3 separate regions of the Homo sapiens genome follow, and all the other regions are linked to region 1. Evidence: chromatin loops called from intact Hi-C (ENCODE). Cell type or tissue: sigmoid colon. All regions are shown on one strand. Region 1 has its middle 22 kb from the start of TMEM78. Region 2 has its middle 160 kb from the start of LINC02815. Region 3 has its middle 67 kb from the start of RHOU.

Region 1 (4,000 bases):
CTTGCATAATACTGGAGGACACTGTCAGAGGTCAGCTGGAAGTCCCTCATTCGAAGGCAGATGTGAGGGCTAAAACCCTGCCAAGATCCCCAGGCTGTTTTTCAGTGTTGAGGTTGAAACTTTTTCTCTGCCGCCTCCCCCAGTTTACCAACTCCTCCCTCTAACTGGGGTGGAGACTTGCGTCCAGGGAGTCTTCAGCTCCCCTCTATACAGTAAGAACACCTGCCACTGACACCCAAAGCCACGCAGTGATTTCTCTTCACTCTCTTCAGCCCCATGCTCTAGCAGGCTTTATGTTTTAGGGAGGAGCTGGAGTCACACGGAGGTCCGCTGTAGGAAACGTTGCTGCCTTCACTCACCCACTTCTGTTAGGCAAGGAGTTACAGCGGAATCTTACAGCAGAAAACAAAGCAGGAAATATGACCTCCCAGCGTCTCTCTGGGTCTGAGGAACAGGATTCAGGTGTCTCTGTACCTTGGCCAGTTTGCATTCTTGTCTGCCTAGGAATGCCAGATTCCTTTTAAAAACCACAGGTATAGGAAACAGCCCCAAGCCTAAGGTTCTTTCCCTTCCTTACCCTCTTTGTCTCTGTGGCTACTCAGCTCAGGAGGTGAGATGTTTTCATGGTACAGGGGACAGAAATTCCAGTTCTGGGAGGGGGAGCTGGTTGGGCTTCTTCTTTACTGTGGCCAGACATGAGCAACCTTAGCCTTCGGGCTTACACATGCCTAGCTGGTTTGTTTGTTTGTTTTGGTTACAAGGGGAATGGGAATAAGGAAGGAGCAACAGGCAGCTCAAATACCTCATCACTCCTGGAAAACACTATCACTTCCCACGCGTGGGAAGCCGGCATATTTGTTCCCGCAGTCTAGGCAGGTGGAGTATCCCTAATCCGAAAATCCAAAATCAAAAATGCTTTAAAATCCAAAGCTTTTTGAGCAGCAATATGATGCCACAAGTAGAAAATTCCACACTTAACTTCACGTGACAGATCACAGTCAAAACACATTCAAGACTTTGTCATGCACAACATTATTAAAAATATTGCATAAAATTACTTGGAAGCTGTGTTTATAAGGGTTTATATATAAAACATAAATGAATTTTGTCTTAAGATTTGGGGTTCATCTTCAAGATACCTCATTATATATCTTTTTAAAAATGTTGACTTTGGAATATATCTTATATATTCCAAAAAATTCCCGAATTGGAAACATTTCTGGTCTCAAGCATTTTTATTTATTTATTTATTTATTTATTTATTTATTTATTTTTGAGACAGGGTCTCACTCTGTCACCAAGGCTGAATGCAGTGGCGTGATCACTGCAGCCTCAACCTCCTGGTCTCAAGTGATTCTCCCCCCTCAGTCTCCTGAAGCTGGGGCTACAGGAGCACCACCATGCCTGGCTAATTTTTAAAAATTTTTTTGTACATATAGGGGTGGGGAGAGGTCTTGCTATGTTGCCCAGGCTGGTCTTGAATTCTTGGGCTCAAGTAATTCTCCAGTCTCGGCCTTCCAAAGTGTAGGGATTACAGGTGTGAGCCACCACGCCTGACATTTTTTATTTTTTAGATATGGCGGCGGCGGGGGGGTGGGAAGGGGGAGGGCGTCTAGCTATATTGCCCAGGCTGGATTCAAACTCCTGAGCTCAAAAGGTCCTCCTGTCTCAGCCTCTCAAGTAGCTGGGGTTACAGGCACATGCTACTGCACCTGGCTGCAACCACTCTGGATAAGAGCAACCTGTAATCCCTCTTCCACCTGCCTTTTGTTTACTGTATCTATCCCTGTAAAGTACTGCTACTTTCTAGCTGTTTGGCCTTATACAAGTTGCTTTACATCTGTATGCCCTATTTTCCACATCTGATAAATCAGTATTATTTCATAGAATTGCTATGAAGCTTAGATGAGATAATAAAGGCAAAGCTCTTAGAATGGTACTTGGCTCATAGTAAGCACTCAAATATTGTTTTTGTCAACATTTTCTATATATCTATGTATGGCTTTTGTGATTGTTTTTATTTTTAGTCAAGGATTACATCTCATTTCTTGCCTTTTCTTTGTATTCTGAATTCAGGTTGTGTGAATCTACCTGCCACTGCAAATTTTCAAGCTGAAAGGCCATTTGCATTTTACAACCACTCTCTCAAACATTCCTCTAGGGAACTAGCCGTTTTGAATTACTCCTCTCTTTTCTCTCTTGTCTCCAGAATTGCATATTCCAAATCCAGAACAGTCTCAGCATGGCTGCCGTTTTCTCGTTTCTTTGTGAAGCATCCCGGTCCAGGCTGCCAGCCTCACGTTATTTGATTGTTTTCGGAACAGCCGGCAGGGGGCGCGCATCAGCCGTTCCCAGCACTCAGGCGAGGGGTTCTGACTCCCCAGGTACTTCTGTTAATGAGTTCGGTGCCTGTAGGTCTTTCAGTTAGGATGATAGAAAGCTTCCTTGGCATGGAGATTCACCGTGTACTTCTACAAATAGAAGTTTAAAAGACAGAAAGCTGTATATTATCGCTGCTGAGAGCTTTGCAGTCACGCCTCCCTGTGATGAGACTGACTGCTGTGTTACTGTGGGTAAATTGCTCAGCTTCTCTGAGGCAGTTTCTTTTTATGTAAAAATGGGACAGAAGCCAGCCTGGCTTCTAGAGTTGTTGGAGGAGTCAGCATGTGGCTGATAGATGTAGAGCTCTTAGCCACTGCGGTATTTAGGAATTGGTAAGCATCTTTACTCAGGGCACTGAGGCAAGTTTGGGGCCCTGTCTTTTCTCTCCTTACCCATCCACCTCCTTTTCTTCTCCCTTCCTGCTCACTTTTTCTCCATGCTCTTCATTTCCCTGTATCCAGGCCTGAGACCAACGCCTGTGGGTACAAGGGAGCCTCTGTAGGCATAGGGCTGGGATATACAGAGGGGAGGCTGAGCCACCCACAGGGTGAAAAGAAGGCCAGTGGAAACCCCATTCCACTTCCCTCAGCTTTTTACGTGCATTCTATAAACCTCATCTAGTCTCTTGGTCAGCAGAAGCAAAATTAGCCACAATTTGCTCACACTGCACCCATCCCCAACCCCACTCCACCCTACCAGGGCTAAGAGATGTCAGCAAAAATAAACCCCACGAGAGTGTTCTTCATAGCCCGATGCACAGAACTGGCAGTGCCATGTGGGCATCACCCTGGATGGTGTGCATCCTCACCATACCCAGGCACCTACCTGGTCAGATGTGACAAGAGTTGCTCTAGGGACCTGGGATCCCAGAGAGGGTGGGTGGGTGGGATGGGGACACAACCTCAGCTGGCTCAGAGGAGGGTACAGCTCAGTGCCCAGGCTCGGCTCAGCCTGGCTTAGGGGACCATTCAGGCCTGGATTGGCACCAGTGGTTTGGTTGGGGACTAGTCTGGAAGGTTCCACACCTCTAATCTTCAAATGATGCTGGGTCTGTCTTCCAACTGGGGGGCTGGTCTAGGTGCCTTCTGTCCACAGGGGTAGCTTAGTTTGTTTCCTTTGAAGGCCTGGGTCTCTTTCTGGAGGGATAAGGGTCATGTGGGTAGGGGACCAGTTTGTTCTGGCTTTAGCCCTGAAAGTCCTGCATCCCAGGAAGCCACTCAATCCTGGGCACACTGGAAGGGGTGTCCACCTTGTGGGATGCAGCACGTCATGTGTTAATCTTGGTCTAGATCCCCGCAGGAGAGCTGTGTGGCTCTAGGATGTGATAGGGCACTTTGGGACGCAGAATTGCTGGGGAAAAAAAGAACTAACTATCTCCCACCACCAGATTAGATATGGGCTACTTAGAAGTTTCTTTCTTTTCTTTTCTTTTTCTTTTCTTTTTTCTTTTTTTTTTTTTGGTGCAGAGTTTTGCTCTGGTTGCCCAGACTGGAGTGCAATGGCGTCATCTCAGCTCACCGCAACCTCTGCCTCCCGGGTTCAAGCAATTCTCCTGCCTCAGCCTCCCGAGTAGCTGGGATTACAGGCATGTGCCACCATGCCTGGCTAATTTTTTGTA
Region 2 (4,000 bases), 240 kb after region 1:
CAGCTAATGATTTGCCAGAAATTTCTTTAAATGCTTTGAGCCAGTAGATCTTCCACCCTTTGCCAAGGGGCCCCGGGTGTGCTGGGGCATCTCTTCAATGCTCAGTTTACAACCCTGCTTTAACCTTTACTTCTTGTTTGTGCAGAGCCTTATGGTTAGCCAGAGATTGGGTGAGCTGAGAGACTGGGACCTTCTTGGGTCTTTTCTGGGCTTGTGCACAACCCTGCACACATGCATAGATAGCCTTTTAGATCCCTGGGAATATGTCAGAGCTTTTCAAAGCCCCACAGGGAAACATCATTCCCCAGCTATTCCTGTTACATTTTTGGCCAGACTCTTGATTGTCCCACCTGACAGTGCAGCCTCAGGCAGCTGCAGTGATACACAATTGCTGCTGATGGTTTTTGACCAATCCCCTGGGTATAGAGTTTTTCTTCAGAGTGAACTCTGTTAGGCCAAATTTCAACAATGCCTGGTAAATGGGACTTCTCCAGAAGTCGGAAGGACAGCTAAATAATGACAATGCTTTGCAGATGGGACATTTTGAGGAGCTTCAAACCCAGTCTATTTCCTCTGGTGGCTGCAAAGTTGCTGGTTTTTACCATTCCTGTGGTTGTGAGGCTGCTAGTTATCATGGCTAACAGGGGCTGGGTAGAATGGGATGGGAATAGGCCAAGTTCAAGTGTCACAAACCTTTCTGCTCTTACCAAGGTTCAACAGTTTTTCCTGAATAAACGCCCTCAGATTGTTGCCAGCCTTTGGTTAATTTCCAGAGTTCTGAAACAGTTTATTTTGACCATTTCCTAGTGTTTCTGTTATTTTAATGGGAGAGTAGGCTTATGGAGGGCCTCACTCTGCCATTCTGTAACTCCTGCACCTCTTCCATTCTTAAACAGGACCATTCCTATTTGGTTGCATTGGAAAACTATATCAAAACAACATTTTCTCTCCAAAGTCATTTTGGCAAAACCTCTGACCAACCAGAGATATGGGTGAAGAATATTCCATGGTCAAATAAATTCAGAAACTATCCTTTGCTCTACCTTATTCTTGGAGAGTCCCAGTGCATGTTAGCATTCGAGAGTGGGAGAGGTCCTGCTGTAAAGAATCCATTTAGTTCTGCTTACCAAAGGTTTCCTAAACATATTTGCCTGTATAACTGTCTTGTTTTACTTTGTTTCATTTGCTTAACACGTCTTAATTAGTGCTTCTCAGAGTCTGCTAAACTAACCTTAAAGGTGAACTCCGGGCCAAGTGTTTGGCCCACTTTTCAGAACTAACACCTCAGGAGTCGGGTATCTGATGAGAATTGTCAGGGTCCCCATGAAATACAGCTGTAGTACTTTTGCCTTTATTTCTATTTTCTTTATACTTCATCTGATGTCTAAAGAGGTGACTATGTTTTTTTCAGGTTTGGAGATGTGAGTCCAGCTAATTTACTTGTTTCAGCTCCATTGTGAATATGCTGTGTGATCTAAGAAAGTTGCTTTATCTATTGTGGTTTTCTTTCCTTTCGCCAAAGAAAGGATCTGCGAACTCATCTCCTGGAATAAGGAAGTGCAAAAAACTTTGCGGTGCAACGTATGGGTTTCATCTTCTTCAGGCCCCTCAATCAATAATGGATTCTAAGAAACCACGCAGACTTGGAACGCCACAGAATCAGTGATCCCAGTCATATGCATGCACATGCATACATGCACACACACGCGTGTATACAACACCCAGTGGGTGTGGTGAGCCCAGCAGGGCTGGGGTGGCAGGAGTCCCCAGCAGGTTGCCTCCATCTGAGAGCAGCCTTGTCCCTTTGCGACAGGGGTGGTGCAGAGATAATTCTTTCCTCTGACGGCCTTGACCTGAGTAAGCCTGGGCAGCCCTGGCCTGGGAGGCTTGCGAGCATCCCCACCGTCACTGGTGAAGGGCTCTGGGATAGAGAGTCAGGAAATTGGTTCTTGTTCTGCCTTTGTCACTCTTCTGGAAAAGTCACCTCACTTTCCTGGGTCTTCGTCATAGACCCAGGAAATGAAGACATTGAACGTTATGACTGCCACAGTCCTTGCCAGCTCCGGAGTTCCTTGAATTTTATGATACAGGATGTCTTCCTAGTGCAAGAGGTCCCAGTGTCATGCATGGCCGTGGTCCCATCAAGGGCCTCCTAACTTCCCCCAGCTCTTGTCAGGCCTGCACAGGGCAGGCTTCCAGAAAACAGCCTCCTTTCTGGCTTCTGTCAGCACAGCAGTTGTGAACTTCCTGCCATGTGGCTCATAGCTTCAATGTCTGGGCCAAATGTGGAGAAAGGGCAAGCAGAGAAGGCCTGCAAGGAGGAAGCTGAGGGACTGGCACTGGCTCCCACTTCCTTCTTATCTGTGGGTGAGGCACAGAAAGCCCCCGGCCCTCCCCTGCCAGGGTGCGGTGTGTGGGCCCCTGATCGGCAAGGCCTCCACATCACTACCACCTTACCACCTTGGCCTCCACGTGTTTCAGAGCCGGCTCCCTTCCCATGGCCTTTCCACTCCACCCCACCCCACCCCCAGCTCTGACATCAAAGCAGTGGGCTCTGGAGCTCTGAGGATGTCCCAGGCTGTTCACACAGAGGCCATTCCACATTTTACAGCTCTAATTGGTTTTGTAACTGCAGTGAGTTGATGAGAAACACACCCGCTCACACGTAGAAGACAGGGAGCACTACAAACTTTGCTTATTTTGCAAATGCAATGAAGCAAGACAGCAGTGTCACTGCCAACATCTGACTGATCAAGAGTGTCCATGGCATTTTTCCAGAGAGACAGCTGGGCCTGCGATGGCCTTGCAGGGCCCCAGATGCTCTGTGGGGTGCTCCAGTGTCCCTCCCTCACTTGTTTACCCGTGAATGCGCCACATCCTGCCTGGGGCTGGTCAGGTGAGGCTGGAGGACTTCATGGCGGCAGGCTCAGCCTGATAATCCCAGGCCAGCGGGTGGTGCTAGGGTCAGGCTGCACATGGACAGGAGGATGAGAGGGCATGGGCAGTCACCGCAGATGGGGCCAGCTTGGGCCTGGCACACTGCAGGTGTTCAGTTGAGACTGGTTAAAAAGTCCTCTTGCTAGAGCTCCTGACTCTTCTTGGTGCTAACAGGCACCTCCGGCTTGTCCTGTCCATAACCCACGCTTGTTTTCTGCGCCAGCCCACCCTAACCTCCTCCATCTTTCCATTTCAGTGAATGGCACCACCCCCTACCAGAGCTGAGAGAAAAGCCTACCAGCTCCCCATCTCTGGGGACATCAGAACAGTGGCGTCCATGCTATCAGCACCTCCTCCTGCAGCCGCCAAAGAGTCTCCTCATTTTCCCTTTCGTCCCTGCAGTCTGTTCTCCAAAAACAGCAGGAGCAAGCTTTCACAAATGGGAGTCAGGTTATGCAGCTTTCCTGCCTAAAATCCTCGGCTGGCTTCCCATGGCTCTTGAATAAAATCTCAGCTCCTCGCCACAGTCTAAAGGCCCTGACTTCCTACCTAACTTCTTTCATTTTTGCCGTGAGTCCGTTTGATCCAGCCTGTGGGACTGCTGTCTGTCCTCAAGGGCATGAACACGGTGCTGCTGAAGGACTTTTGCATGTACTCTTTGTCTGCCTAGAATGCTCTGCCCTCCGTGTTTTCAAGACCCGCCTGTCCTCCTCCCTTCCTCGGAGGAGTCCCTTACCACCCAATGGGAGGGCATCACTCCATCTCATCCGTGCTGCCAAATACTTCCCATTCTACTATTTGCAACCATTACCATCCAACATTTAGATAACCATTTTTATAGTTTTTGTTGTTGATTTGTTTATAATTAACCTCCCCTACAAGAATGAAAGCTTCTAGGTTGTCTTGTTGGCCACAGTGCCTAGAACAATGCCTGGCACCCATCAGTGCTTAACACGTGTTGACTGAATGGAGCTGGGCCTGTTCCACTTTCATAAGTCACCCCAGTAGGAATTCCAACCATGTGGAGAGTAATGACTCCATCCCAGGGTTCACAGAGACCATG
Region 3 (4,000 bases), 430 kb after region 1:
ATGTTTCTAGACTCTGATTGAGGGTAGTTATCTTTACTTCAGCTTACTTTATGTTAAGATGAAATATTTGATATACACAATGGAATATTATTCAGCCATTAAAAAGAACAGAATCCTGTCATTTGCAGCAACATGAATGGAACTGAAGGTCATTATTTAAGTGAAATAAGCCAGGAACAGAAAGACAAATATCACATGTTTCTCTCTCTTATGTGAAATCTAAAAAAGTGAACTTCATGGAGATTAAGAGTAGAATGGTGGTTACCAGAAGCTGGGAAGGGAAGAAGGGAGGGGAGGATGAAGAGAACTTGGTTAACAGGTAAAAACACACAGTTAAATAGAGGGAATGAGTTCTAGTATTCAATAGTACAGTAGGGAAATTATAGTTTACCATGATTTATGGTATATTTCAAAATAGCTAAAAGAGAATTATAATGTTTCCAACACAAAGAAAAGATAAATGTTTGAAGTGATGGATATCTCAGTCACCCTGATTTCATCATTACACGTTGTATACATGTATCAAAATATCACATGCTTCCCCTCAAATATGTACAACTATGATAGGTTAATTTTTAAAAATATAAAAAATGTATATTAACTATTGGAGGAGGCCCTAAGGTCTGCCTCTCTCAGCTCATAAAAGGGAGTGAGCATCCTGGGGGCGGTGGCTGGGAACCGCATCAAGGAGGAGGCAGGAGAAAGCTGCTTTCTTCCAGGCATAAAGGACCTTGCGTTTTCCTGTGTCAAAACACTGCTCTGCTTTTGGAAAGGAACCAAGTTCTGAAGACCTCTGTACCTGAGGACAAGTTGTGAAAGAAAAGGCAAGCCATGGATGGTTAAGGTGCTGTGTGTTAAACTGCCATCTCCTAACACCAGGTCCAGCAGCCGCAGCCAGACCGCCAGGAGGAAGGGTGTCCTCTGTGAGGGCCTGGATGGTCCCCCATGCTGCCAGGACCACACTTTGGGTCGCTGTGCCCTGCTAAGTAGGTCTATGCAAAACTATCCCCAAAGTCCAAAGAAGCTGAAAAGTTGAAAACAGAGGCTGACAAATCTAGTTTCTCAGAAAGAAACACTTAATAGGGACTTTACGAACAGAGGCCACATCTCAGGCAGCCACAAGACAAGATGGTGGATCCCTGCTCAGTTACCCCTACGACCCAGGGCTATGTACCATATAGAATTTGTCTAAGGGCAGGATGTATGGGAAATGTGTGTTTACAATAACATCAAGGTTGTTTTGACATAAGGGCAGGAGTTAAGGTAAGTACATGAAAGTAAAAATCTCAGAGGCCTTCCCTGAACTGGGGTTAATCAGGAGTCAACATGGCGGATGAGCATCCAAGATGGAGCTGCTTTTGTCTCCATGAGGCTGTGCCTGGCACCTGCTGAGGCCTTAACACAGATTTGTGGAGAACAAGGCAGAACTAGAGAGTGAAAGGTGGTGCAAGATAAAAATACACATCGCTTCTCCTCCCCAGAAAGCAGTTGCTTCATCTCCTTAATTCCTCCCAAGAGAGCATAAATTAGCTTGTAGTTTTAATCGCCTTGTATTCACTGTAACTCAGCAATAGAAAGCTCTGTTTGGTGGGAGCAGGGAAGCAAGGTCTCCATCCTTATCGGAGAGTGGCCTAGTTTCAAAAACAGGGGATCCCACAAGATCTTGGCACACACGGACGTGCAAAAAACACAGTTCAAAGTGTTCTTTGCTGTGTGGATGCGAGGGTTAGAGACAAAGCGAGGCTGCTTTGGCTGCCGCAGTGATGATAACCCCATGTACCAAAGTCTCCAGCTCTGATAGAGGAAGAAAGCTTCAAAGCTGTTTCTTGACAAGATTCTCTTGGCAAGATTCTCTTGGCAAGAAACAGAGCTGTGTTTCTCAATCGACTTTAATTCCTCTGAGCAGGCGAAGCCTGACCCTTGGTTTGCTAGTTCCATGTCAGATAGGAAGTGCTTATTCCACTTCAAAGCCAGAGGCACAAAATCCTATCTGGGGGAATAAACTGGTCAAGTGGCTCACTGCTGTGCCCTGAGGGCAGCTGCCTTGGCCTCAGCCCAAGGCCCAAAGGCTGGTAGGGGGTTGTGAGAGTGTGTGATAGCTTTTTTCCCCTCCAAATATTAAGGTTCATCCTTCATCAGAAGACATAATGTTTATTCATATAACTAAACAAAATATCACATTTTGAGAATGATTCCCAAGTTGGTATAAGGAAACTAATGTTCTTTGTTCAATCAAATCTGAAGTTTTCCTTTATTGTACATGAAACAATGAGTTCGAGGCTCCATTAATGTCTAAGGGCCATTGGCTTACTCCATCCAGCCCAGTCCATTACACTGAGTTCTGGTTGAATGCTTTTCTCTGAATTTGACACAATCTCAAATGGAGCTCTAGGCGGCTATTTACGCACCAGGATGCAGTCCCCCACCAGACATTATTAACTGCCAGTGCCTGGATCTTCCCACTTCCCAGCCTCCAGAACAGTGAGCAATAAATGTTTCTTATTTAAGCCACCCATTTTATGTTAGTTTGTTATAGCAGCCTGAGCTGACTAAGACAAGACATAATAATAGTATCTACATATAGAGTTATGGAGACAGTTAAATAGATTAATATTGTACACATAACTCAAGTGACACTGAGTCTTCTCCTTTCAACTAGTCTGAGCAGGTTATCACAAAGAACACACACACACAAGATAAAGGAGAAAAGGAGGCTACTTCCTTAAAATCTTCTTTAACCTAAATTTCCTCTCTCTTCAACAACTGCCCCATCTCTTTCCACAGCCCTCTTTGCCAACCTCCCCTTTTGCCACCAGTGAAAAATAGACTAAAGAGGTACAGGAGTTGATGTGGGCTGACTGCAACCTGTTAATCCAGAAGAAGTGGTTTGTTGGGATGGACTGAGGTGTGGAAGGTATAGATAAAAAGAAGTGGACCAATTTTAAAGATATAAAGGATGTAAAACTGATTAAACTGGTGACTGGGAATGGGGTCAAATATACGGTCAATCTTCCTTATTTGTGGATTCCATATTTGCAAATTTACCTACTCACTACAATTTGTTTGTAACCCTAAAATTAATACTCATGGTGCTTTCATGGTCATTTGCAGAAATGCACAGAGCCCTGAAAAATTTGAGTTGCTCAATGCACACATTCCTAGCTGAGGTGGAACAAGGTGGCACCCTGCCTGCTTGTTTCAGCTGTCACACTGCATCAAGTATCCTTTTCAAGGTCTATTTAGTTACACAATACATCTTTTGCCTTTTTGTGCTTTTTATTGGTGATTTTGCTGTTTTAAATGGCCTCTCAGAACAGAGCTGAAATGCTGCCTTTTGTTCAGAGCTGCAGAAAGGCTATGATTTCTCTATGAAGAAAATACCAGTGTTAAGCTTTGTTCAGGTGTTGATTATAGTGCAGTGAGTTCAGTGTTAATGAATCAACAATGTGTATTGAATAAGGTATCTTTAGACAGAAACAAATACACAGCAAGGTTATGTATTGATCAGTTGATAAAATTGTGATTAGTTGCACACAGGAACTTAACCCTTTATTTCCTCTAGGAGCAATGGTTTGGTATTCACTAATTCAGTGTTCATGGTGACTTTATAGAACATAACTACTGTGAATAAGGTGAATCAACATAACTTCCAACCAGTGTTCTGGCTTGAACAACTGGGTGGATATGGGTGTCATTTGCTGAGCCAGGGCTCACTAGGGGAGGACAAAGTTATTATGCAGGAAGACATGATAAAATCCTGGAATTTTCCCTGGGACTCCTGGACTTTATTTCGGTATCATAAACACCTTTGTAGCTGGAAAAGTCCCATCTTCTTCTGTGATGTTACCTGGATGATGTAAATCAAGAGCTACATTCAAGATACAGTTGCCCCCCCACTCAACTAATTTATGGAGAATACATTCCAAGACCCCAAGTGAATGCCCAAAACCTCGGATAGTACCAAACCCTATATACTACATATATATGATAAAATTTAATT

Evidence for each region. Hi-C counts contacts between places; a loop is a spot of excess contacts. Peaks named below come from ENCODE experiments on the same cell type or tissue, not always from the same donor. Only the 100,000 strongest peaks of a DNase experiment are listed, where the experiment ranks them.
Region 2: it touches region 1 in a loop (2.4-fold over the local background); 2 of 110 quality-filtered maps call a loop at or near these places.
Region 3: a loop joins it to region 1, with 4 times the contacts of the local background. A loop is called at or near these places in 2 of 110 quality-filtered maps.

The regions. Positions count from the first base shown.
Region 1 is chr1:229,225,975-229,229,974 of GRCh38, reverse strand. No RefSeq gene overlaps it. Among named protein-coding and RNA genes, the nearest start is that of TMEM78, 22 kb to the left of the region's middle. RefSeq lists an enhancer at 1,196-1,921. In sigmoid colon, CTCF peaks have their summits at 2,133 and 2,340 (motif pointing right); DNase peaks (open chromatin) are centred at 44 and 2,324; H3K27ac peaks cover 446 bases.
Region 2 is chr1:228,988,931-228,992,930 of GRCh38, reverse strand. No RefSeq gene overlaps it. Among named protein-coding and RNA genes, the nearest start is that of LINC02815, 160 kb to the left of the region's middle. RefSeq lists an enhancer at 2,622-3,372. In sigmoid colon, no CTCF peak of the experiment used is centred here; DNase peaks (open chromatin) are centred at 2,190 and 2,760; H3K27ac peaks cover 1,845 bases.
Region 3 is chr1:228,800,473-228,804,472 of GRCh38, reverse strand. No RefSeq gene overlaps it. Among named protein-coding and RNA genes, the nearest start is that of RHOU, 67 kb to the right of the region's middle. In sigmoid colon, no CTCF peak of the experiment used is centred here; a DNase peak (open chromatin) is centred at 1,832; H3K27ac peaks cover 467 bases.